Regions from separate parts of the Homo sapiens genome. Here regions 2, 3, 4 and 5 are each linked to region 1. Evidence: chromatin loops called from intact Hi-C (ENCODE). Cell type or tissue: heart right ventricle. All regions are shown on one strand. Region 1 has its middle 2.8 kb from the start of LINC00523. Region 2 overlaps WDR25 (WD repeat domain 25). Region 3 overlaps YY1 (YY1 transcription factor). Region 4 overlaps WDR25 (WD repeat domain 25). Region 5 overlaps WDR25 (WD repeat domain 25).

Evidence for each region. Peaks named below come from ENCODE experiments on the same cell type or tissue, not always from the same donor. Only the 100,000 strongest peaks of a DNase experiment are listed, where the experiment ranks them.
Region 2: it touches region 1 in a loop (8-fold over the local background); 99 of 110 quality-filtered maps call a loop at or near these places.
Region 3: it touches region 1 in a loop (4-fold over the local background); 2 of 110 quality-filtered maps call a loop at or near these places.
Region 4: a loop joins it to region 1, with 3 times the contacts of the local background. A loop is called at or near these places in 33 of 110 quality-filtered maps.
Region 5: it touches region 1 in a loop (11-fold over the local background); 71 of 110 quality-filtered maps call a loop at or near these places.

What each region holds. Positions count from the first base shown.
Region 1 is chr14:100,651,953-100,656,952 of GRCh38, reverse strand. No RefSeq gene overlaps it. Among named protein-coding and RNA genes, the nearest start is that of LINC00523, 2.8 kb to the left of the region's middle. In heart right ventricle, CTCF peaks have their summits at 1,978 (motif pointing right) and 3,429 (motif pointing right); no DNase peak of the experiment used is centred here; H3K27me3 peaks cover 3,778 bases.
Region 2 is chr14:100,381,287-100,386,286 of GRCh38, reverse strand. It overlaps WDR25 (WD repeat domain 25), which reads right to left. Exons shown (of 7, transcript NM_001161476.3): 2 at 4,541-5,000. Among named protein-coding and RNA genes, the nearest start is that of WDR25, 7.3 kb to the right of the region's middle. RefSeq lists enhancers at 2,787-3,296, 3,523-4,483. In heart right ventricle, CTCF peaks have their summits at 979 (motif pointing left), 2,222 and 2,428 (motif pointing left); a DNase peak (open chromatin) is centred at 2,416.
Region 3 is chr14:100,262,271-100,267,270 of GRCh38, reverse strand. YY1 (YY1 transcription factor) reads right to left here. Exons shown (of 5, transcript NM_003403.5): 2 at 4,805-4,967. Among named protein-coding and RNA genes, the nearest start is that of MIR6764, 13 kb to the left of the region's middle. In heart right ventricle, no CTCF peak of the experiment used is centred here; no DNase peak of the experiment used is centred here; H3K27ac peaks cover 1,354 bases.
Region 4 is chr14:100,522,257-100,527,256 of GRCh38, reverse strand. It overlaps WDR25 (WD repeat domain 25), which reads right to left. Exons shown (of 7, transcript NM_001161476.3): 5 at 1,217-1,387. Among named protein-coding and RNA genes, the nearest start is that of BEGAIN, 63 kb to the left of the region's middle. RefSeq lists an enhancer at 3,857-4,517. In heart right ventricle, a CTCF peak has its summit at 2,248 (motif pointing left); a DNase peak (open chromatin) is centred at 426.
Region 5 is chr14:100,437,292-100,442,291 of GRCh38, reverse strand. The region is part of intron 2 of WDR25 (WD repeat domain 25); the gene reads right to left. Among named protein-coding and RNA genes, the nearest start is that of WDR25, 63 kb to the right of the region's middle. RefSeq lists a silencer at 1,046-1,340 and an enhancer at 2,513-3,712. In heart right ventricle, a CTCF peak has its summit at 1,924; DNase peaks (open chromatin) are centred at 1,911 and 2,351; H3K27ac peaks cover 948 bases.

The DNA.
Region 1 (5,000 bases):
CTTCCTGGCAGGGAGGGCCTGGCTGCGTTGCCGTCTCTAATATTTGCCTAATATAGAATGGACCACTTGCTGGGACTCCACACATGTCTGAATATCCACCGCCGCAGGATTTTGTATTCCTTCTCTCTAAGAGGAACCCCCTAACTGTGTATGCTGAGATGCCACCAGGCTGGACGTCCCCATCAGAGCTGCCACATCTCCCTGCCGTGTGGCCCTGGGTGAGCCACCTTCTCTGTGTGCCTCAGTCTCCCAACTGTGTTTCCTCAGTGTTGTGAGGACTGAGTTCCATCGCAAACCACTCTCGCATGTGCCAATGGAGTGTTATGGTTTCCAAATACATGCACCCATCATGGGCTCTAATTCCCACCAAAAAAAAAAAAAAAAGCTCTGAGGTTTTCACCAGTGAGCCAGCTGATAGCAGCCAAACCAGAGCTGGGTTCAGGGTAACCAGCCTCCAACCATTTCAAAGCAGCCTTCGGACCTAACTTTCCATTTCCTCTGGGCAGCTGCTGTCCTCCAAGACTCCAGCTGGGGAAGAGAACAGCCCCATCTTCTTTCTCCACCTCTCAGCCGTGAGCTGGCTGTTCACAAATCACTCACTCTTCATTCTCACAGCAACCCTCACCAAAGCCCCGTGTCACAGATGAGGAAACTGAGGCTCCACAGCAGGAACCCGCTTTCCCAAGGCCCCATCTGTCTCCCGGTGAGCTCCTTCCCAGTGACATAGCACATGCTCTGTCTGTGCAAGTCCTGAAGCCACCACCTGTTTTACCTGACTGGAGGCTATCCTGCAGCAGGACACAGAGGGCTGGGCTGGGCTGCCTGATTCCGTTTCTGTGCTTCTGTCTCCTCTTTGCCCAGTGCTGCCAGCCAACATCCAGCTGCCCAGGGAAACTGCAGCCCCAGCAAGATGGGCCACCCTGGGCCACCCCCTGAACTTCCAGAGCCATCGGCTCTGCCCATCTGTGCCCATCTGTCTCACCTGTAACCCTAATGGCAGCCTCTGTTCAGGACCACCAGCAGGAGCCAGGCCTCCCCACACCTCACAGTGCCACCTCTCCAAACCCATCCCTGCCATCTGGAGCCCAGGGGACAGTCGGAAGCCTGCTGAGGGAGGAGGTCAGGAGATGGAGGCTAAAGGGGAGAGCACCAGAGTGAGGAGGGGCTCCAGAAGCTAGGCTGAGGGCAGACCCTGCTGCCCCCCAAAAAGTCACCATCCAGTGGGGTCATTATTTTTCAATCGGGGAGGCTTTGTACATGTATTTCTTAAAAATGAGGAGGGAAGGACGTCTGCAGGAGCGTTTCCTGTGTTGGAGTCACCAGCAGCTCACGCCTCATTGCTCCCGTCTCCTCCAGCTGTAATTAAGCCAGAGACACCAGGCACTGCTGCCTGCCCAGCTCCAGTCCCAGCACAATAATCAGCCCTCAGTTAAATGAGGAGGATAAATACAGGCAGACCGGGACTCCAAGGACAACAGCCCCCGGTTACCGTCCTCCACAGACCCGGACCACCACCCAGCTGCCTTGGTCGCTGAGCAGTCAGAGGATGGACAGAACATGCAGGGCCTCCTTGGTGGGAAGCCACGGACAGGGGGGGCCCCCCACGCAGGGCCTCAGTTTTCTCATCTGTAATATGGGGGAGCAGACAAGTCCCCCACGTTACCCTCTGCAGGCCTCGCTGTGGTCCTCTCCACTTTAGCCGTCACCTCTTGGCCTCCTGAGTCAGACCTGCAGAGGCAGGCCCGGGAATCTGCACTTCCCGAGATGCCCCAGGGAGCCCCTCCGTGGAACCACGTGTGCCAACGCCTGGGAGGAGGGCAGGTGGCCAGAGGATCCTGGGGTCCCTCTCCCAGCCCAACCCCACCCCCAGGCCCTGTGGCTGCTCCCCCTCTGCAAAGGCACCAGGAGGGAGGTCAGGCCCTGGCGGAGCCAGCCACGCAGGTCAGTGCCCCGGGCAAGTGGGTGCTGCGGTGGCCTCGGGCCACAAGGGGGCAGAGGCGGCCAGCGAGGCCGCAACCTTCGCTCAGGTGAGCCGGGTCCGCTGCGCTGCGCTGCGCGCCGGGGTCCTGCACCCACGCTCTTCGCCGCAGAGGAGACCCCGGGGGGCAGGGTCGGGCGGGGGCCTCTCCGTGTGGCCTGGGTGGTCCTCGGGTCCTCAGCCCCTGCCCCCGCCTCTTCTGGAAAGCTCCTCACAACGCTGCCCGGCCCTGCTGCCTCCCAGCCCCGACACAGGAATCCCATCTCACTCCAGCGCCCGCCCTCCCCTTCCACGGTGCAGGCGGCTTCATCCCTGCTGAGTCTAATTCCACCCTCATTCGCCCCATTTCACAGAAGGAGTAAACTGAGGCCGAGAGAGGGCAGGGGCTGGAGCCAAGGCCCTCCCTTCTGGAGCAGCAATCCTAGAATTGGGAAACTTTGCCTTTTGTTATGGTAAGAAATGCTGTTGAGAATTTCTTAATTCCCCTTTGGAAAAGACAGGTTGTGCTGTGTGCAGAAATCGTTATTCAAAAATTACAGACTCTAGTTGTTTCTATGGAAACATTTTTTCACCTTATGCAAATGAAGCAAGAGGCATGAAAACAACGCCTTCCCTTTCTGCCCCCCTCCACCAACTTTCTTTTTGGAACCTTGAAAAGCTGCTGCTGAAAGTTTCGTCCTCTGTAGGGGTGCTGAAGGCGGCCTCTGACACTGGGGAGAGTTTGCTTCATTAACTCGGGGACCTTTGTGACCCTGGGCCGAGCCGAGACTCAGGGTTCCCCGGCCAATTACTCTGAGGCCCAGCTCCATTTACTCCCACTCTGATCATTACAGAGTGGTGGGTGGCAAATGTCACTCCAGAGTGTCTCCCCTGCCCCCTTGAAGGGGAACCCCTGCTTCCCACCACGATTCCTTCAGGAAGCCCCACAGCAGGAGGGAAACCCCCCACCGCTCAGAGCACCCATCGTTTACCCAGCCTGGACTGGCATTCTTTTGAGGAGCCAACCTCTGCACCCACTCCTGCACTCATCTCTGCCTCCACGGGGGCTCCCAGAGCCAAGGGACAGGAATGTTGGGCATATCTTTCCTCTGGTTTTGATTCAAGCCCCCACATTGGTGCCTTCCAACTATGTGGCCTTGGACAAGTCTCTGCCTCTCTGAGCCTCGTTTTCTCCGCTGTCGCCTCCACCCTGCTTAGTTGGGGGTGATAGCACCCACCTTGCAAGGTTGCAGGGAGGGTGACATGGAACGACCATCTTCGCTACTTAGCGCACAGTAGGGATTAAATGTGTAGGAATTCCCCAAGTTGCTCCTAGAGGAGCGGGGAGCCAGGGTGAGAAGAGGCTCGCTGGTGTGTGTGCTGCGTGGGATGTGGCCGCCCCCGGGGAAATTTGCTCGAAGCCACCCGAGAACTCCATCCCCAGCTGTTTGTGGCCAGGGCGGCCACCAGGAGGCAGTGTCTCCCAGCAGCCAGAGCGCCAAATTTGTAGCCCAGAGACCTGGGTTCAAGCTCCGACTCAGAGGTGTCTTCACTGGGTGATCTTGGAGACTATTTCCCCTCCCCAAGCCTCCATTTTCTCATCCACAGGGAGCCACATCATCTGCACGCCCCACAGGCTGCGTGGGGACCACAGCTAAAGGCTGTGGGAAGTGGGCAGATGTACCCTGACTGACATAAAATTGGTACCAAGAGTGGTTCCAGGTGATGGATGGGATGTGGGGATTGGTTTGGTCATGCCTTTGGGCTTGAACACAAAGCTGAGCTCCTTGCCAATGGGAAACGGGATGTTAGTGACCCCCATATGCAGCAGCATTGCCATTAATCAACTATCATCTGCCATTGATTGCGATGAAGTGGCTCCTAAGGAACCCACGTGGCTCCTGAACTTGACCATTATGGCAGTAACGATGACTATAAACATTTTGGTGAGGTGTGGATTCTTTTGAGTGTACGCAAGCTCTTACAAAGAGAAAATGAAAAGCTTGGATCCGTTAGCCTTCAGCTCAAGTCACAGTCTGAGAACCAGCGAGCTTCGGTGACAGCTGTAAAAGAGGCTCTTATTTCATTTAGCTGCAGGGCTGATGCTGATGAAAATCAGACACAAGCTTTAATTGTGCAGGCTGCTGAGGTATAACAATTGAATTCATGCGCTCAACAAGTTTCTCATGTGAAAGTTAGAGCCCTGATTAGTGAAGAATCAGATCTCAAAACTTGGAATGAAAACATCTGATTGGATCCAAATAAGACCGTCAATCTTGAGTCCCCAAGTCACACGGAGCCTCCTTTGCAAGTGGAGGCAGCTACCCATCTCATGTCAGAAGAGACTGGCTCTCCTCTGCTTGAAAACCATGGGATAAACTCACCCAGGGCAGATGCCCTGGAAGGAGGTGCCCATTCATCTCGAGATCCATCGCAGCCACCCTGTTGCCACTAGACCCACAGCTGGGCTCCAATCCCAGCATGCTGCAGGGGCAAGTACACACTTTACCACCAAAAGAATTACAAGACTTTGCTTATATATGTGGGCAGAAACCTGGGTACCACGTGCAGAGTGGATTCTAAGGGTGTTAGATCACAGAGGGAGAAATATTAATACAACATTAGACCAGGCCAAATGTTTTGGCATAGTTGCACTTACTAGAAAATCTGAATCCAATGTGCTAGTTTGTGTAACTATGCATTAATCATCTATTGCCATGTATCAGATTACCACAAACTTCAAGGCTTACAACAGCACACACTTTTAATCTCATGGCTTCTATGGGGTAGGAACCTGGGCATGGCTGACGTGGCTCCTCTGGGCCAGGATTCTCATAGGGCAGCAATCCAGGTGTCAGCCAGAGCTGCAGTCTTATCAGAAGGGTTCCCTGGGAAACCATCCACTTCCAGGCACACAAGGTTGTTGCAGGAGTCAGTTCCCTGCAGGCTGTTGGGCTGAAGGCCTCAGTTACTAGGTGGCCCTGGCTGAAGGCTGCCCTCATGGACCTCTTCAGCATGGTCACTTACTTTATCAAAGCCTGCA
Region 2 (5,000 bases), 270 kb after region 1:
TAATGAGGCACTGACTTGGGGTTGGGAGTTATCAATGATTTCTGTTTCTCCTTCATACTTCATATTTCCTGCATCATTAAAGTTTTTCACAATAAGCATCTATTACATTCATGGTCAAAAATTAAAAGGTTTTTTTTCAAAGTATTTTAAGGAAGCTTGTTACTGAAAGAATTTCTAGAGCAAATTATTCTGTAAAGCAAATAAACAACATCTAATTCATATATTTTCTTTAAAAACCTTCTGTGTTTCAGAACTGCAGGTTTTCATACAGGTACAGAAGGTCCCTGGTGGGTCTTCTGTCACCCACCCAAAGGTCTTATTCCTTTGGGACTCCCTCTCAGTGCCTGGCAGAGGGTTCTGTACATGGGAGCATTCAATAACGGCTGGTTGTGTTTTTGGTTAACGCAGGCCACGTACATGTTTTCCTTCAAAAAAAGGCATCAAAGTCTGAATTTCTACCTTTACGTGCAGTGGGTGTTCAAACACGTTAAGCCAAAAGAGTTCACTGGGAGATGAAAAGAGTATATAAAAGGGTATCCGTGCTGGGATCACAGCTATGAAAAAAACAAGCACGTTCACAGACAAGGGGAGGAAGGGATCGTCAGGAAAGAGCAGCGGTGCAGAATTATGAGTCATTGTTTTATTTTACTTAATTTCTCTAGCTGTAAATTTTTCAAAACTAATAAAAGCATATTTTACAGCTCACAGAACATTTAGAACATATTAAAATAAGTATCTTTCCACTGTAATGTGTCCAGTTGAAATGTATGAATTCCGAAGCTACGTTTTAAGGATATGAAGGAACTGGCACTCCATGTTCTTTAGATTAATAAGTTGGACTGTGTTGTTTTTCTCCTGATCAGAAAGAAATCATTTTTCAGTAAATGTTACCTTGAATCAAGGATTCTTCCACATTCTAGAAGCTTGGATGAGCTGCTTATATTAAGTCTTACTGTGCACCCTAGTGGCGAATATGATTTATCCACTCAAAAGACAATCCCTTCCCAAAGGCTTGCGATAAAATCCAAAAAATTTGTTTTAATTTTTATCGATCACTTAACATGTACACAATTTTGTGCCAGATGCTGGGGAATATAAAAATGGGTTCTGGCTCAGGAAGCTTAAAGTCTAGTAGGTGAAGCTGATATGCTTCCATGGCTACTTACGTAAAATAAGACATGAGCACAAGTCAAGGAAAGGAGGAAATTCTTGGGGAAAAGCAGGAACTCGAGCACACACTAAGTGCCTGCTATGTGCCAGGCATTGCACTTGGTGATTCACAACTAATATCGTTTACTTTTCACAAAAACCCAGCGAGGCATGTTTAATTCTCTCCACTTTATAGATACTCAAATGAAGGCTCAGAAGTGAGGTAACTTGCCAGAGACCACGCAACCAAGGGGCTGGCCGTAGAGGAAGGACCCAAGCAGGTCTTGTCACCCAGCCCCCAAGCTCTTCCCTCCTTCCTGATCCAGCAGGGGCCCAGAAGACACTGGCAGATTTTAACCAAAAGGCAGGGGGAAAGCACCCTGGGAAGGGTGTACTGCTGCACCCGCCTCTTTGAGCTCATTCCATGCTGCACCCACCATTTCCTCTCCTCCAGGGACTGGGCTGCAGCCAGCCAGGACTCCTGCCTGTGCCCGAGGCCCTATCCCCACTCCAGACCCACCACCCACACCCACACACTGCCTTCCCCAGATCACCAGGTCCCCAAGATCTGCCATGCTGCCCCACCTCTGACACCAAGGAGGGAAAAGAACACCATGTGCCTCCCAGCCAGGCCACGCACAAACCTGGTGGCCCAGCAAGCCTGAGGCCTCAGCCGGGACTTCTGGCCACAGCTCCTGCCTGGCTCCCCGCCGGTTCCCAATCTGTCTTCCCATCCTGGCTCCTCCAGCCCCTGCCATACACTCTTCACACTGAAAAGTTGTTCAAAGTCAATTTGCCCAAAACCAATTTGCCAAATAACCCCATCACTGAAAACTGACAAATATCTTAAAACAGAGAGGGCCCTGGCCCACCATTTGTATCTATGGCTTATAAAAGCCCTAATGTTCACGACACCACAGTAAAAAAAGAGGGTCAGGAGATGCCAACCCTAGCAGCCATGCTGACCCTGGCCCAACCTCATGACAGCAAATGTGCTCTGCCCTGGGAAGGAACCCAGGGTGCACAGTGCAGTGGGTGGGGCTCCCCAGAAGCTGCCTGGCAGCCCAAGGGGCCCATGCCAGTGTCATCACCTGCAGCACACACAGTCTCCTCGGGACAGGCGGGCACAGCTGCGGCGCCTGGCCCCACCCAGGGCAGCCCCACAGACCCGGACCCAGGTCTCTGAATCGCCCAGGAGCAGGGCATTCCTACCACAGTCCCTCAGTCTGAGCCACCCTCACTGCCATTCCAAGCTGGGCCCACTGCGCCCTCTTCTGGTCATGAGGTGTCACAGTTAGTTGGCTGCTCACAGTTTCCCCTCCATGGGGGCAGAAACGTCTCTCCCCCCACGTCCCCAGTGGCACCGTGCCTGGCACATTTGTCTACTCCACAAGGCCAGAAATCAATGCCTCTACTCAGGTGCTCTCTGCTCAAAAACTACCATGGGGATGCTTCTGTTTAGGAAATCTAAATTTCCCAGGCAAAAGTGACCCAAGCTGCCACTCTGCCAGCAGGGCCCAGGGAGCACTTCACGCCACCAGGCGAAGGCCAGTCCCACAGGGCCCCAGGTCTGCCCCTCACCATCAGGAGAGAGAACTCCAGAGGTGAGCGGGCAGGTAAAAGAAGGCCTCAACAGGAAGGTGAGCACAGGGAGGACAAGGGCCACCACTTGAACTCCAGGGCCAGTCAGACACTGCCCAGGCCCACCAGCAACCCTCCAGATGGGCTTCCCATCCTCCAGCCCTTGCAGCGCAGACTTGGGAAGGAGAGCAGAGAAGCCCCGGGGCCACAGGATCAATCCCAGCATGCTGTGATCCACGCCAGGGATGCCAGAAGCCTCCGCGCACACTTCACAGCCCCCGGAATGGCAGGAAAAGCACCAAAGACCTAAGTGGAAAATCCTGGAACTCCAGGCTGAAGAGAGAATATGACGTTCTCTCCCACAGGACTCTGAGTCTTGCTAGAAAAGAGCACAGACAAGCCACTTCAGGACTCCAGTTCGCCACTTAAAAATGCCACCCATCAATTCAGCTCATTTCAAAGACATCTCTATACTTGGAGCTTCCTTTCTTCACTTAAGAAAATGTTTCCGAGGGAGAAAAGCTCAAAATGTAATTTGCAAGAGAAAAGATGTAGGAAAGTTGGTTCCAGAACTCTGAGGAAACAAGGGCAAGGGAACCACCATTTACTGAGCGCCTATGAGGTACCTGGCTCTGTGCAAGGCACTTTTTCAGCATTTTTCTCACATGAGCACATGACCCAGGTATGATTTTGCCCTTTTACAAATGAGACACTAGACTCCACAGGAAGGCAGCCGGCCAGTGGTCGACCAGCTAGCTACTCTGCAGCAAAGCTGGATGTGAAGCCAGGTCCCTTGAAGTTATTTCCTTTCCAAGAGCTTTCTGTTCAGCTAGCATTTAGTTGGCACCCGCTACATATCAGGTGCTTTGCTAGCTGCGAGGAGAGAGAGGAGGGATGCAGTGCACAGCTCGAAGGGCTGGAGACAGGTCCCAGGTGGGCACAACGACCTATCACACTGTACCTCCATACTGGGGGACTACATTACTATCACTTCAGTAGCCTGTAAAATAAATAAGACAATGCAAAAAAGAGTTTCCATGTAAAACCAGAAGTCCCCAGAAGGGCACGTGCAACCTTCCCTGACCTTGCTTCCCCAGCCTCAAGTCCCTCACCCACACATGCTTGAAGCCAGCTCCCAGGCCCTCATGCTTGGAGCCAACACATACACAGGGCTCCTGCAGCCAAGCACGCCCTTCTGCCCCCATCCCCAAGCGAACCTTCCCCTTCCTCAGGAGGCCTTCACTGAGCCCTGCCGGGCTGGGCTGGTAACCCTCCCGTTGGGCTCCCAGAGCACCTGTGTGTCCTACTGGGGGCCGTCCTCACAGCTCAGGGTTGAGTCTGTGTACTTGTCCACGGCTCCCGCCTCACTGTGCAAGCCCTGACACCAGGGGCTGGGTCTACCTACCTCTCCCAACAGCCCTTGAAACCAGCACAGCACCAGGCACAGAGCTGGCATGGCTCAATGCTCCACAGGGTCACCGAGGATGTCCCCAGTCCCCAGGGCTTGGTCCTGGGCCTGCTTTTCTTCTCCCACTAATCACTCTCACCTCCTCCCTCACGGCCTCCGAGAGGGATAAGAAACAGTATCCTCTGGTAACCTGAGCAAGGCAGCATCAGGGAAGGGTTGGGGCAGAAGGAACCCACAACCCGGAGCTGACCACAGATGACCCTTTCTGGAATGCAACAAAGGGAATTACAGAAATCTGCACACAAAAAAAAGTTCAGCCTGTAACCTCCCTCCACTTCACTATTATTCCAGCAGTGTATTCCTAAGAGCATCTGAAAGCAGAAGTTTTCATTCAAGTCTTACCTTGAAAGTTTTATCCATAGAAGTGGAGAGAAGCATGTGGCTCTTAGAAAGGACTGGACACCACTGAATGGTGTTGACAGGGCCCCTGTGGCCTCTCAGGTGGAAAAGCACTTTCCGGGGAACTGTGGTTTCTTTATAATGGCTATTCAAATATGGCTGAATAAACTCAGACACTCCCGGGCCCACGTAGAGAGGGGCTGGGGCACGCCCTGCAGGGGGCCCCTGTGGCTCCACGTCTTTACCCTTGCCTGTCTCCGTGCTTAATGCCTGCCGCTGTCTTAGTCTTCTGGGAGTATAGGGTACCACACAGTCCTCACATTTTTTCTTCTGAAAAGAGCTGCCATTTTTACCTACGGTTTCAGACTCACTTTGAGCATGGAAAGATGACTTGGGAAAGTTCCTGGAGAGTTTTACTTGCTTAAAGCGGGCAGCTGCCAGGGGCATGTGGCTGGCTGGAACA
Region 3 (5,000 bases), 390 kb after region 1:
CAAGGAGAAAATCTTCCCAGAGTCAGGTCAAAGAAGCTCTCTCTTTCAATACTGTCAAAATTAGGCCCCATTTTTCAGGCTACAGCTTTCTTTGCCCTACTCCCTCACCCCTTTTCATGGAGTTTCCGATTGCCTTTTCTTTTTCTTTTTCAGAAGACCCTTTTCCATACCACCAAGCTTCTTACTCACTCTACCCACTACTGAATGAAACTGACTTTTCCTTAAGAAATTCTTACAGCCAGCCAACTTTCTATTCTAAATGGAATACATTTTCCAGCCTGCTACACAGCTGTCCTCTTGGTTGTCGTGCACTAGGAAATCTTCCTTCTGATGTTCATCCTCATTTCGCTGTATTATATCTTCAAATTACCTCCTCAGAAAGGGTGCATGCAACATGAATCCTTGGGTCTCTAAAATTGTCATCTCTTGACCTTGTATCTGACTTGATAGCTTTGCTGGATCAATAACTCTATGTTTACAGTAATTTCTCCTCTCAAAGCATTGTTTTATTGTCTCTAATTATCCCCTGCTACTGAAGAAAAGTCTCATTCAGGTCTATCATTCTTTCCACTTGATGGCCTATCTTACTGAAACTTTTGGGTTCTTCAGCCCTGGTGTTTTGGATGGCTATCTGGTACCCGGGTGCCAGTCTCTGTGGGTGGTCCCTTTCTTAAGGAGTATGGTCTAAGGTAGCCATGTTACCTTCCCAACAGTAACATGTGTCCCTGGATTTTCTGCTCAGAAGACTGGGGACAAACTTTTAGATCAGCTGCTCCAATGCTCCAAGGAGGGTGAGCAGTGCCAAGGGTCACCAACACCTAATGGCTTTACTGCTCACCACCCATAGATTCCCTCTCTCTTCAAAACCTTTCCTTCAGCCCTCCGCCCCTCCACTGCAACTCCTTCACAATGTATAATCCAAAGAGGTTTTATTCCTCTCTCTCGTACCTCCTGAGTCTCCTTCTATTTGTCTGAATGATGCTTTTACTCTGCCACTGGGACCTCTTACCCTCTGACATGGTTTCGCTGCGTCCTCACCCAAATCTCAACTTGAATTCTATCTCCCAGGATTCCCACATGTTGTAGGTGGGACCCGGGGGGAGGTAACTGAATCATGGGGACCAATCTTTCCCATGTTATTCTCATGATAGTAAGTCTCACGAGATCTGAGATGGGTTTATCAGGGGTTTCCACTTTTGCTTCTACCTCATTTTTCTCTTGCCGCCACCAAGTAAGAAATGCCTTTTGCCTCCTGCCATGATTCTGAGGCCTCCCCAGCCATGTGGACACGGGAGAATCACAATTGTAATTTAAAGTTTCAAAAGGCCAGGCACGGTGGCTCACACCTGTAATCCCAGCCCTTTGGGAGGCCGAGGCGGGTGGATCATGAGGTTAGGAGTTCAAGACCAGCCTGGCCAAGATGGTGAAACCTTGTCTCTATGAAAAATACAAAAATTAGCCGGGTACGGTGGCAGGCGCCTGTAATCCCAGCTACTTGGGAGGCTGAGGCATGAGATCACTTGAACCCGGGTGGAAGAGGCTGCAGTGAGCCGAGGTCGTGCCACTGCACTCCAGCCTGGGCGACAGAGTGAGACTCCATCTCAAAAAAAAAAAAAAAAAAAAGCTTCAGTGTTCTGGTTTGGGGCTCAGAGTAGTCAGTATTTGGTTTGAGATGCTGTTAATAATAAAACATCCATGTTGGACTTGAGGTGGTTTTTAGGAAGTAAGTTGGGGCTGGAGTCATCTAATGAGCAGTGGCTAAAAGCATCAAAACGGTAAGCATGCTCTTACTCCTCCCCCCTGCCCCCAACTGAGCACACAGTCTGTTTCTAAATCTTTTCCATTATCTTTTGTAGTTTTTTTCTTTCTCTTTTTTTTTGGTGGGGGAGGCGGGGAAGGAGTTTCCCTCTTGTTGCCCAGGCTGGAGTGCGATGACGTGATCTCAGCTCACTGCAACCTCCCCCTCCTGGGTTCAAGCAATTCTCCTGCCTCAGCCTCCCTAGTAGCTGGGATTACAGGCGCCTGCCATCAAGCCCAGCTACGTTTTTGTATTTTAGTAGAGATGGGGTTTCACTATGTTGGCCAGGCTGGTCTTGAACTCCTGACCTCAGGCGATCCACCCACCTCAGCCTCCCAAAGTGCTGGGATTACAGGCGTGAGCCACCATGCCTGGTTCAGTTTCCTTCTTTTTTAGAGACAATTTTGCTCTGTCACCCAAGCTGGAGGGCAGTGGCATGAGCTCACTGCAGCTTTGACCTCCCATGTTCAAACGATCCTCCCACTCAGCCTCCCAAGAAGCTAGCTGCATATCACCAAACTGAGCTTTTAGAGATGGAGTCTCATCATTTTGCCCAGGCTGGTCTCAAACTCCTGGCCTCAAGCGATCCCACCTCAGCTTCCCAAAGTGTTGAGGTTACAGGCTTGAGCCACAGAGCCCAGCTGGTCTCTTGTAATTTCTATCACATTTATTCCTTTGTTATCTGACTGCCACAATTCTAACTCAGGCCTTCATTAACTCTTGTTCAACTGACCTCTCTCATTTCCTGTGCCTGTATGAATCTAGCCTGCACAGACAGCTGCAAAGGACTTCTCCCAAGTTAACGCTCTACTCACACAGCCCCTTCTCCCCAGCTCAAAGTCTGCAGTAGCTGCCCACTGCATATGAGAAATGTCTGCACAGCCTGGCCTAGGATTCATCGCCCTTAATGATCTGGTTCCAGTTTACCTCAACTCCAGTCATTTCCCTGGAAGCGCCCTAATTCCCAGTAAACCCTCCATCTCTATCAAAACTCTAGGGCCAGCTGGGTGCAGTGGCTCACGTCTATAATCATTTTGGGAAGCCAAGGTGGGTGGATCACTTTAGGTCAGGAGTTCGAGACCAGGCTGGCCAACATGGTGAAACTCCGTCTCTACTAAAAACACAAAAATCAGCCAGGCATGGTGGCATGCACCTGTAATCCCAGCTACTTGGGGGGCTGAGGTAGGAGAATCGCTTGAACCCAGGAGGTGGGGGTTGCAGTGAGCCGAGGTCATACCACTGCACTCCAGCCTGGGAGATGAGTGAAAATCCATCTCAAAAAACAAAACTAACAAACAAAAACTCTTGGGCCATGTGCAGTGGCTCATACCTGTCATCCCAACAATTTGAGAGACCGAGGCAGGAGGATCACTTGAGGCCAGGAGTTTGAGGCCAGCCTGGGCAACATAGTGAGACTCCATCTCTACAAAAAATAAAATAAAATAAAATAAAAAAATTAGCCAGGCATGGTGGCACACACCTGTAGTTCCAGCTACTCGGGAGGTGTGGCAGGAGGATTGCTTGAGGCTGTAGTGAGCTATCATCATGCTACTGCACTCCAGCCTGGGCAACACAGTGAGAACCTCCATGTATCAAACCACAATGGAATTCTTAACGCCCATTTGACAGGTGGGGAAACGAGCTCCAGGTGGCAGGAACTGCCCACCTTGTTTTCGGCAGGGCCAAGAAGGAAGCCAGGACACTGAACGGTCTCCACCTCTACCACTCTGCTCTCAAAAGAAAAAAAAAAAGCAACCCACTCTGTTCTTAGAATGTGCAAGATCAAAAGGATTTCTTTCTTCTTGATCCTGCCCTTGCCGAAATTTCCTGAGCTATTCCAGGTTCCAACCAACCTCAGGTATGGAAAGGCATTAGGCTTTCTGCTCCAGAGTTTATTAGTTCATTTAACTTAAAAGTTTACATCTTTGTGGTATTTTCAGCTCCTTGTACAAACTGCCAAACAGTACTAGAAAGTAACACAAAAAGTAGGCTTCTATAAGAACCCAGCCCACTTTAGGCAAAACAAACACACCCAACCAATGGGTTCAGAGTTTCTCCACTGCTCGCCATGTCCAAGCCATAAATACTTGATCTCCTCCTGTCATGCCAGCTTAAATTAACATACCAGGAGCTTAACTGATGACAAGACAAACACGAATTTATGAAATCCTTTCCAGTGGTCAGCTGGATGAGTCAAGTACAGACCCAGGTCTCCAGCAGCATAGACCAATACAACACACCCAAATTTAAAATGTGTACTACAGGCTGGGCACAGTGGCTCATGCCTGTATCCTAGCACTTTGGGAGGCCAAGGCAGGCGGATCACTTGAGGCCAGGACTGGTTCGAGACCAGACTGGCCAACAGGATGAAACCCTGTCTCTACTAAACACACAAAAATTGGCTGGGCGTGGTGGCACACGCATGTAATCCCAGCTACTTGGGAGGCTGAGGCAGGAGAATCGCTTGAACCAGGGAGGTGGAGGTTGCAGTGAGCTGAGATTGCACCACTGCACTCCAGCCTGGGCAACAAGCAAGACTCTTGTCTCAAAAAAATAAAAAATAAAATGTGTACCAAGAAGCCATAAGGCAGTGTGGAAGATATCTATTCCAAAACAAATTACGTGCAATTTTATTTACTCAAATGCAATGCCTATTTAAGGGTATTTGCTTCATCTTACTGCAAGGATCTAAAATGCTGCCACTCACATTAATAGCATAGTTACTACTAAAAATAAAACTGACTGTCAGAATTGCTTGAACCCGGGAGGCAGAGGCTGCAGTGAGTCGAGATCGCACCACTGCACTCCAGTCTGGGCAACAGAGCGAGGCTCCATCTCAAAAAAAGGAAACAAAAAACAAACAAATAAAACTGACTGCTTTTGTTTTCAGGAATTTCCCTAGAGAAAGAATACAAACCACCATTTTGACTTAGGCACAGGAAAACATAGCTGGCAAGACTCAAGCACTTTCTATAATTAAAAGAAAGGAAAGTTCTTATAACTTACCTAGCAAATTCTGCCAGTTGTTTGGGATCTGAGAGGTCAATGCCAGGTATTCCTCCAGGAGGAAGTTTCTTTCCTGTCATATATTCTGAATAATCAGGAGGTGAGTTCTCTCCAATGATCTGTTCTTCAACCACTGTCTCATGGTCAATATCTTTTTTTTCATCTGAAACACATCATGAGATTATCTTTAGCTGAG
Region 4 (5,000 bases), 130 kb after region 1:
TGACAGAGATGACGGTGGTGATGATGGTGGTAATGGTGGTGGTGGTGCTAGACATGCTGGTGACAGTGGTGGTGATAGAGATAGTGTGGTGCTGATGGTGGGGTGGTACTGATAAGAGATGGTAGTGGTGACAGAGATGGGGTGGTGTAATGACGGCAGTGATCGTGGTGGTGATACAGTTGGTGGTAGTGACGGAGATGGTGGTGGTGATAGAGTGGTGATGGTGGTGGTGCAGCAATAAAGATGCTGGTGACAGTGAAGGTGACAGAGATGGCAGTGGTGATGATGGTGATGGTGGTGGTGATAGAGATGGTGTGGTGGTGATGACAGGAGTGGTAGTAGTGACAATGATGACAGTGGAGGTGGTGGGTATAAAGATAGTGATGCTGATGGTGGTACTGGTGATGGTGGCGGTGATGACACTGGTGGTGGTAGTGATGCTGATGGTGCTGGTGCTGGTGATGATGGTGGTGATGATAGTAGTGGTGGTAGTGACAATGACAACAGTGGTTGTGGTGGCTATAGACACAGTGATGCTGATGGTGGTACTGATGGTGACGATGATGGTGGCAGTGATGACACTGGTGGTGGTAGTGATGTTGATGGTGGTGGTGGTAATGACAGTTAAAGCACAGAAGCATTCCCCGTGCCTGACACTGTGCTATACCCTTTACAAACATTCTCTCTCTCTCTTAATTCTCAAAACTATTTTCTAATGAAGAAAGTGAGAATCAAAGAGGCTAAATAGCAGGCCCAAGGCTCTCCGCCTTATAAGGTCCTAGTGAATCCAAAACCTTAATGCAGGTGTTCTAACTGTGGGGCCCCTGCTCTGAACTCCTGGGCTACATCAACTGCCAATGCCACTGAGGGTCAGAAACCCCTTCTGAGTAGCTGGTTGTGGTGGCAGTGGGAGGGTGGGGTTTCTCAGGTTGCACTGCCACGTTCCCCATTGATCTGGACTGAACCGCCCCCCACCAGACCCTTACCCTGTGGGGTTGCTGTGCTGGCACAAGAAGAGCAGAAGGAGGTTGCATCTGGAAGCCCACAGCAAGCTCTCCATGTGTGCGGCAGGCTGAGACCTGACTACCCTCATCCTGGAGATTTCAGTCCAGTGAGCCTCCTCCCACAGAAGGGACCTGGGACCTCAGACAGACCAGAACTACATGGATACGCTCTGTGGCTGAAACTGACAGCAATGCCAAATGGGATTTCTTACGTGGAAAATCTGGTTGGAGATTTTGGCAGAGGTCCGGAAATCCCAGGCAATAATGGTGCGGTCAGCTGAGTCCCGGGTGGAAGCGTCTGTGCTGCTCAGGAACTCGGAGCCTTCCCGGAGGAACAGGATGTCCAAGGTCTGCTGGATGGTCGCCTTGTAGCTTCTCATCACCTGCAAGAGCGGACACCGGTCATGCTGGCAGGCCTGGCAGCACGGACAGGCGCCTATGCAGGGAAGGCCAAGGACCCAGGGGGCAGGCAGGTTTAGTGAAGTTTATGCTGGGCCACACACACCCAGGCTGAGCAGCACCCACAAGCCATATATGGAATCATGGACCCTCCTGCCCCATGCCCAGTCCAGTGTCTGTCAGCTTCTCAGCCCCCCTGCTCTATTGCCACATGGGTCCAGAGAGGCATCCCTATCACCCCTTGAGAGCAGCAGGATCCCAGGGAAAGCGCAAAGGGAAGGGCCTTGACTCGCCAAGGGCACCTCGAGAGCATATTGACATCCATCAACACTGGGGTCATGCTTTGAGTGGGTCCTGCTTCTGAAGACGTCACATAATTCACAGCTTGCAAAGTCCCAGATTGTTGTCCCAGAGGAGCCACAGTAATGCAGGAGCAAGTGTGCTTGGGGACAGACCATAAAGCCAGAATCACAGGACATATTTTAGCTTTAACGACACTTTGTATTGTTTTAGCATCATCACCGATACTTCACAGTCTGCTGTCTCATAAACTGACTTTATTAAGTATTGAGCAGTTGTTTTGCTTTCTTAGAGGATTTTATCACATTCAGCTTCTGCTCTCAAGTATCCAGCTCTGGTGAGGGGATGGAGAAGGGTCCCAGTACCAGGACCAGCAAGTAGCTCCACTTAACAAACTCACAGAGGACAGGACTTTAATGACAATATGGAAATAACATGCTGGGCACCCACGCGCAGCCATGGAAGCGCAGCAAGGTCTCAAGTTGGTCGCAGGGGCCGGCCGGTCCCTTTACCAGTTCCTGGGCCGCCACCATGTGGCTGCAGCATAAACAGTTCAGTCCCTGGGCCCCGCCAGCTCAAAATGAGCCACCTTGACTTTTTAATTGGAGTTCATACCTTTCAAATTTTGCAGACATATTTTCTGTCATCCTCCTTAAAATGTATACATCAAATTCACATTAAATGTGTCACTCCATAATTTCAGTTTAGGTTAGAGGAGGAGGAGGTTGAGGCCCATTCTCTGGATGAGGTTCACTGAGGCCCAGGAAGAGGTACGGATTTGCTCAAGGTCACAGGGCCAGGGCATGGTGGAGCCTCTTCCGACCTCCACGGCTTCCCTGGGACCCACGGTTCATTCTCCTGCTGGTCAATTCCTGCCTCTGTAATTCCTGGGGGAGGGTAGGCAACAGATGACCGCTCTTCTCTGAGCCTCTTCCAAAGCAACCCTCAACCAGGGAGATTTCAGAGTGGGCCCCCTGAAGCCTAAAGAATGATCCAGGGGTGGAAAAAAAAAGCCTTCTGAATGCAGAACAGGGAGACAAGCTGCCCCTCACGGCACGGCTGCCTGCCTTCCTCCACGCACTGGATTCTGCATGCCTGTGCCTGCTCTATCCTCCCACATGGCCTTGATATCACAGCCCCCACCAGCCTCAACACTTTGATCCCTAAGAGGCTGACCCAGGGAAAGGATGAGGAAGATGACGGCCCTCCCTGCCACTCGCTGAGTGCCCGTTAGGTGCTGGGCCTTGGCTGGGGGGTTCACATAAGTTATCTCATGACAAGAGCCCCATAGGTAGCTTCTCTCGGTGGGCATGAAGTCTCAGAGACAGGCAACTTGCCCAGGAGCCAAGAACTACCTACATGCCCCTGCCAACACACCACCTGCCTCCCAAGACAAACTTTTTGAGGAGAACCAAAACAGTTGTTCCGTACATTTTCTGAGAATGGATGGAAATGGCCCAATTCATTAGGGTGTCATAAAAGTGAATGGCTGGGAAACAAGCCGTGTTATGGGCGATCCCTGCCAATAATGTGGCTGCAAGTGGAAGGCTGGCCTTTGAAGTGATCGCCACCGAACATGATTTACTCGCCTTCACAACTGCTCATGCCCCAGGAAAGAGCAAAGGAGCCATTTGTGTGTCTAGCTGGTGGGTTTTATGGCAACCTTAATTACACCAACAGCTGGCATGGGACGCTGCTACCCGAGCCTAACGAGCTGGATCCAAAAGGGAGTCTCACTCAGACTCTTCTGGCAACTGCGGGCCCCTGGTAGAGATGCAGGGACATGGTCTTGGGGAAAGCAGAAGATCGATCATGACACATGCAGGGGTTATGTCCCTACAATCTGCCCACCACTCGGCCCACCAGCAAACCTGGGGGATGCTGGGCCGCTGCTGACTCGTCCAGAGCAGCCTTGGGTTCCTGCCACTTCCAGAGTGCACGGGGTTGGGGGTGGTCACTGGGCTCCAATCTTGGCCCACTACAGATTTACTATGTGCCTGGGGAAGGTTCGTTCCCTTCCTAGGTCTAGTTTTTGAGTCATCAACACGAGGGCCCCAACCACACCTCTGAGCCTCTAAGTACTCCTGGTCCTCAGAAAGAAGAAGGACTGGCGGATGCACCCAGCTATCCCTCACCCCATGCTGCCAGTCCTCTGCACCCAGACCTGAAGGACAGGGGGTGGGGAGGCACTGCTCTGGGCTCACACGCAACCCTGTGCTCCCTTAGCTGCCCACATCAGCCACCTGCCTACGCCACAGGACTGTGAGCTCCTGGCACAGACGCCCTGCTGCCCACATTTCTGGGTCACCCTTGGCTAGCACTGGGTCTGCCCCTGCAGGCATCAGTAAGGTGTGTCAAATTGATGCTGGATAAGTGAGTAAATGCATAAATGAATGAGTGAATGAACAAAAGGTCGACTACTTTAAAAGTAGCAATCCAGGGTCCTCCGGCTCCCAGCAACATCCTGGCATGCAGGGCTGAGGCAACACACAAAAGCCTTTGCCACTGGCTCTCCCAGGACCCCCGGGTGAGATGACATTCACTCACAGGTCCTTCCCCTGGCCCTGATTGAGCCAGCCCCTGCCCTGTGCCTCAGACGTGGAGACAAAGGAAAGCTGCTCCAAGACCTTGGTGGGAGGTGGGAGCACAGCAGGACTGTGCTCCACGCTGCAGCCTCACAAGAGCCCAGAGGTGGGTGGGGCCTCTCCTGGCCCTTGGATGAGCAGGGGTGAGATGCCAAGTGGGAGGGCCCAAGCACTTAGGCAGACACCCTGGGGACCTGAGCGTGGCAGCCTATTACTGGCTGCATAATTTTGGGCAAGTAACTTCCGTCTGTTCTTCAGTCTCCATATCTGTAAAGTAGGGGTAACAACAGGACCTCCAGCTGAGGAACTAAGGGTGCTGTGCCCAGCTAAATGCCTGACACATACAAGCCCGATGCTTGTAAACCTTCTCCTCCCCAGCCAGCTAGAGCTAGAGTCCCTAGGATGGAGCTGTGAGTTCTTGGGCAACTCTCAATAATAAATGCATTGTCTTCTTCCAGTGCCAAGATGCAAGGCAAAGTGGAAAGGTAGCACAGGACCCACTGCTTTGGTTTAAAGTCGCAAAAGCAGAAGTCGCCAATCACATAGGATGGTGGCTATCAAAAGCAACTGACATTTACATTAAACAAAGTATAACATAACTATGAGAAAAAACATGATTGAATTTCTCTACAACCTGGGACTAGGGAAAACTTTCCCAGCTATGACTCCAAACCCAGAAGCAATAAGTGAAAAGTTGAATAAACTGGACTAT
Region 5 (5,000 bases), 210 kb after region 1:
TGCTCACTAAATACTGGCTTTGTGGCTGAGGGAATGTGTGCACCCTCAGCAGAGGGCTAGCCACAAAACAGGTGCTCAGGAAGTGTTCAATTCATCAGTCCATCCAGGAGCAGTGTGATAAGCACACTCTCCCTGTAAGACCCTCTGCAACCCAAGCCCATCCCTCCAAAAGAAGAGCTCAAGCATGGCTCTGGCCACAGTCAAAGCTGGCCCTCTCCATGTTCCTGCTCCTCCTGGCACCTCCCAGCCCCTGCACTGCTGAAAGGAAGCCCTTGGGAGCAACAGCCTGGTGTCAGATCTTCTCTCTGCCTCTCTCTATGTGTGACCCTGAGCAACTGCTTTACCCTCTAACAAGTTTCTCAGCTATAAAATGGGAATAAAAATACCTAACAGAGAGTCAGTGCAAGGCCTTCAGCCCAGCGCTTGGCATGCAGTAGGTGCTCAATACCTGGCCACTGCTACTGAGACTGCATCTAGGAAGGAACCGATGCTTGTTGACTAGGCTCTGTATGCCAAGCACCAATCAGGGGCTTTCCTCCTACTGTCATTTCATCCTGCAGCAGCCCTATGACAGAAGCGAAAGTAGGATTGTCCCATTTCACAGATAAGGAAACCAAGACCAAGAGCTTCAGTAACTCAGCAGGCAGGCTAGGAAGCAGCAAAGTCCACCTGCGCTCCATGTGGCCCCCAGCCCATCTGCAGGCCCCAGCCAAGCTCTCCTGTGTGTCTTCCACCCTCCCCTGCTGCCCCTCTGTGTTCCCACACTCTGGCACTCCAAGACCCACACACTCTGGGCACTGCCACTTCCAGCATCTGCCTGGAGAGCTCCAGAGGTAAGACCTGTCTGGAGAGGAGACTCCCTTCCTGTAAGACGCAAACCACCCCCTGCACTGCCTTCCCTGCCCCACCCCACCCCCTAGGCAGTGAGGGTGGCCCAGTCTTCCCCTACAATGCTCAGTTCTCACAATCATCCCCATAAACATCTTTCTAGCCCCCATTCTACAGCGACCACCCTTCAAGGAGACAGCGCCCAATATCACACACAGGACCTGGCACACAGAAGGAGCTCAGCAAACGTTTGATGACTGTGTGGTAAATGAACAGAGTGCCTCCTATGTGTCCCTCATGATGTCCATACCAGAGTGTTCTGGAAACCTAAGCCAGGAAGCAGAGTCTTATCTCCCTGGCCCAGTTTCAAGACCAAACCAGACAGGGCTCTGTATGTCTTAGTTGATTAAAGTGATGAACAGGAAGAAAACACAGGCTGTTTATTGGCTCCACAGAGAATCCCTTTCTCAAAATGCCAGGGACCGGGTACTTTGACACAAATTCAGCAGCAGCATCTTTAATCATTTCAGGGTTAATAAAAAATGTCAATTACATTTGTCATCAGGACTATCCTGGGGGAACAATCCCAGTGCAGACAATCTCTGGCCAAATGACAGCCTGGTATGTTTGTCACACATCCCTCCAGCTGCCTCGCTGACGAATTTATCGAGGTGGTTACCTCCCCCGGCCTGTCCCTTCGTAAATAATCAGAAGTAATATGGATCTCCCAAATAATCCTGACCTGAGAATTGCTGCTCTGGCTCTCCCTAAATAAAAGAAGGGAATAAAAACAGGGAATGAGACTAAATAGACCAGAAGGTGAAGGTTGCCTGGAAGGATGCGTATAGCAGCCAGGGCAGCCTGGGCTCCTTCCACATGGACAAAGCAGGAGCCTGTGTTTTTCTCCCAGTGTCCCTCAGTGCTCAGCACAGCCTCCAGAGAGCTAGCATGCTGAATCATGACGGCCAGCCCCTCCCATGCCCCAAAACCTTGAGGGTCCCATCCTACAGCCCTTTCTATCCGCCTGTAAACAGCCGCTCAGAACAGACTAAGTGGCATGCCTCCACGGGACTCAAAGCCAGGTGTCTGGCGCCACCCCGCTGCCGTGGCCGAAGGGCTCCCTGACTGTGGCTGCCTGTCTGCATTTTGAGAGTAGCTATTTTGCAATCAAAGAATTCCTGCACATTCATTTGCCAGGTGCAAACGCATCCAAGAGGAAAACACTCCCCTGCTATGACTGACACACATAAAGAGAGGAATGGAGTCAGGTTGAAATTGAAAAAGGAAAACGCTGCTTTCCACCCCAGGACTACTCCAAATGTTCTGAAATCCTGAAATGTGCCTAAATGAAGTGTTCTATCTTTATCAGAGAGTGACTCGAAAATGACTATGCTGCTTTTAGGGACGCTCACATGACAGTTTCCCATGTTTGTTTCTTAACAATGGATCCTTTCCTTGACAAGTGGACCTGAACATGCACTGGAAGTCAGGGCCCAGGCTTCCTCCAACTGGAAGTGGGGTTTGGGCAACTCCCTCAGCCTCTGCCACGTCACACGAGAGCGCTGCCAGCTAGTTCACTCCCATCCACTGCAGCATGCTTTACAAATGGGAGGAATTTTTGCTATAAAACCCTCAAACATTCAAGATAACATTTATTATATTGAATGGAGAAAATATGGAGAGTGTGAAAAATATATAACTGTTTCTAGTATTCATTTTAAAGCTATGGCAATTCAAAGAGTTAAGCTGAGCACAATGCCTTGAAGACCACTGTTAGTTTCTCCAACTCACTGTCACATAAAAAGCGTCCACCCCCACATGGCAAGCAGGGGCTGCCCAGCTGTCCTTCCAGAGAGTTCTGTCTCCAAGGAGAAATCCAGGTGACGCTTTTTCAGCAGCCCCACAGGCATTAGGTTTGCAAGTTAACTTTCACAAGACAGGCAAAGGCTCTTATTTTGACGGCTTCCCTCCATCTAGGCAATTTTATCACCTTCATAAACACTAACGGCTCTTGAATACCTGCTGTGGGCGGGCCGTGCTGTACCAGGCTGAACTGCACAACGCCACACAAAATGCCATCAGATGAGTCACCTGTCTGCACTGAATCAGCTCTGTGATGCACAGGAGTCCGGGGGCTGAAGCAACAGCAGCTTCGTCACCGAGGCCAGAGCCATCCACCACGCATTCTGACAAGCAACAGATGCCAAAGGGCAGGGTCCTTCACTTCCTGAGTGCCCACCAAGTGCCAGGTGCCTCACACATGTTGTCTGTGATCCTAACAATAACCCAGGAGGGTATTCTGCCACCAGTCACCAGTGGGTGCAGGGAGGGTCAGAAAGGAGGACTTCACTTGCCCAGGGCATAGAGCTAGGAAGTACCTGGGCAACTGATGCCCAGCCCCACTCCCTACTGCTCCTTGCCTCCATCTGCAGGAGGGTGCCCTAGCCACCAGGGCCAGGCCATTTTTTGTGGGCAGGTGGTCAATTGGCCATGTGCTAAAGGAAGTGCAGACCCCTAGAGGGGTTCTAGAAGGAACTCTGGCCTTGCAGCCAGGCAGTTCTGAGTTCAAATCCCAGCTCTGCCTCTTACCAGCTGTGTGACCCTGAGCATATCACTGTACCTCTCTGAGCCTTACTTTCCTCAGATATACAATAGGGAAAATGTAATGAACCTCACAGGGTGGCTGAGAAGACTAAACAAGATTCAATGAAATAACATGAAAGCCACTCAACCTCTCTCTTCTCCTTAATCAAGTCTGCCTATAATCAGCTTTGGATGAAAAAGCCAGAGAATCAAACCTAACTTCAAATCCCACCTCCCAGGTTTGCCAGCTGAATGATCGTGAGCATGGGGCAAAACCTCCTCTGGCTCAGCTCCCCATAGCCACCTACAGGGCAGTGCAAGGGTTAAGGAGCTGGTGTCTGGCACAGAGTGGGCGTTCAATAAAAGCTCATTCAATTCAATTTGACTTAATTAAAAAACCTTACTCATAGCCTCGAGAATGGCAGGAGCACAGAGGGCTAAAACTACAAACAGAAATCCATTTGAAGCCCATAAATTTTATATCCTGCCAATGAACGCATTTTCTTATTAAGCGACAATATTATAAACCAATTCTGAATTCCTGGCAATGCCTAAGAGTCATATCTTCATTGGGCTGAAAGCTGTTGTCAAATCACAAAGAAATTGAAGGGGTTCTAAAACAACTCATGGAAAGGAATAACTGAAACCAAGTTTACTGAACAAATCAAATTATTTCACTACGTGCCTGTCTTTGCAAATCTTCTCCAAATTACACTTCATTACAAGACTTGGAAATTAGACACCAGCAACAAAATAAGAAAGCCAGAACAGATAAATATTTACATAATCATGAGAATAATAATATTCTCCTGTGCAAATCTACCTACTACTTTGTTTACTCTTATTAACTCAAGTTTAGAAATGGGACAATCATCTGAAACAGGGCCCTGGGGATTTCTTTCCCAGACTCCAACTACTTCTTTCTTTTGCGAAAACAATGGTGTGTCAGGAGAAAAAAGGATGAGAAGGCAAGGACAGAGGGAGGTGCAGTCCTCCTTGAACCCCTTAGCATCCTTGGTGGTCAGCTCAGGGCTCACAGCAGCTGGGCAGATAAATGCTCTGAGCCAGCTCCTGTCTTCTCTTCTTCACTAAGGGGGCGTATAACACCAGTGCTGTGGGTGAACGTAGGGTTGGAGAGGTAGAGGGAGAGAATGGGGGTTAACAGTGGTGGTGACAGTAACATCAGTAGCAGTAACAGTAATACTACTAATACTAATAATACTAGTAATAATACTAATAATAATAATGGCAACCAATGCCCAAGTGTCTGGGTGCTGGACACATGTCATCCCAAATCCCTACAACCACTCTCTGCTTAGAGGTATGTCTCTGCTTCACAGTAAGGAAATCAAGGCTGCCAGAAGTTAAGCAACCCACCTTGCCCAAGGCCACACAGCTAGTAAGTGCCAAAGCTAAGGTATGAGCCCAGCTTCGGGTGGCTTTTTTATGCCACTATAGTACCACTTCTTGGGCACTGAAACCCAAGAGCTGAAACAGTGAGACTCAACACTCAGCGGGCTCAGACTGGAATCTCAGATATGGGTCTGGGTCTTGCTAAAGCCAAGCTGTGGGGTCTCTTGAGGAGAGGA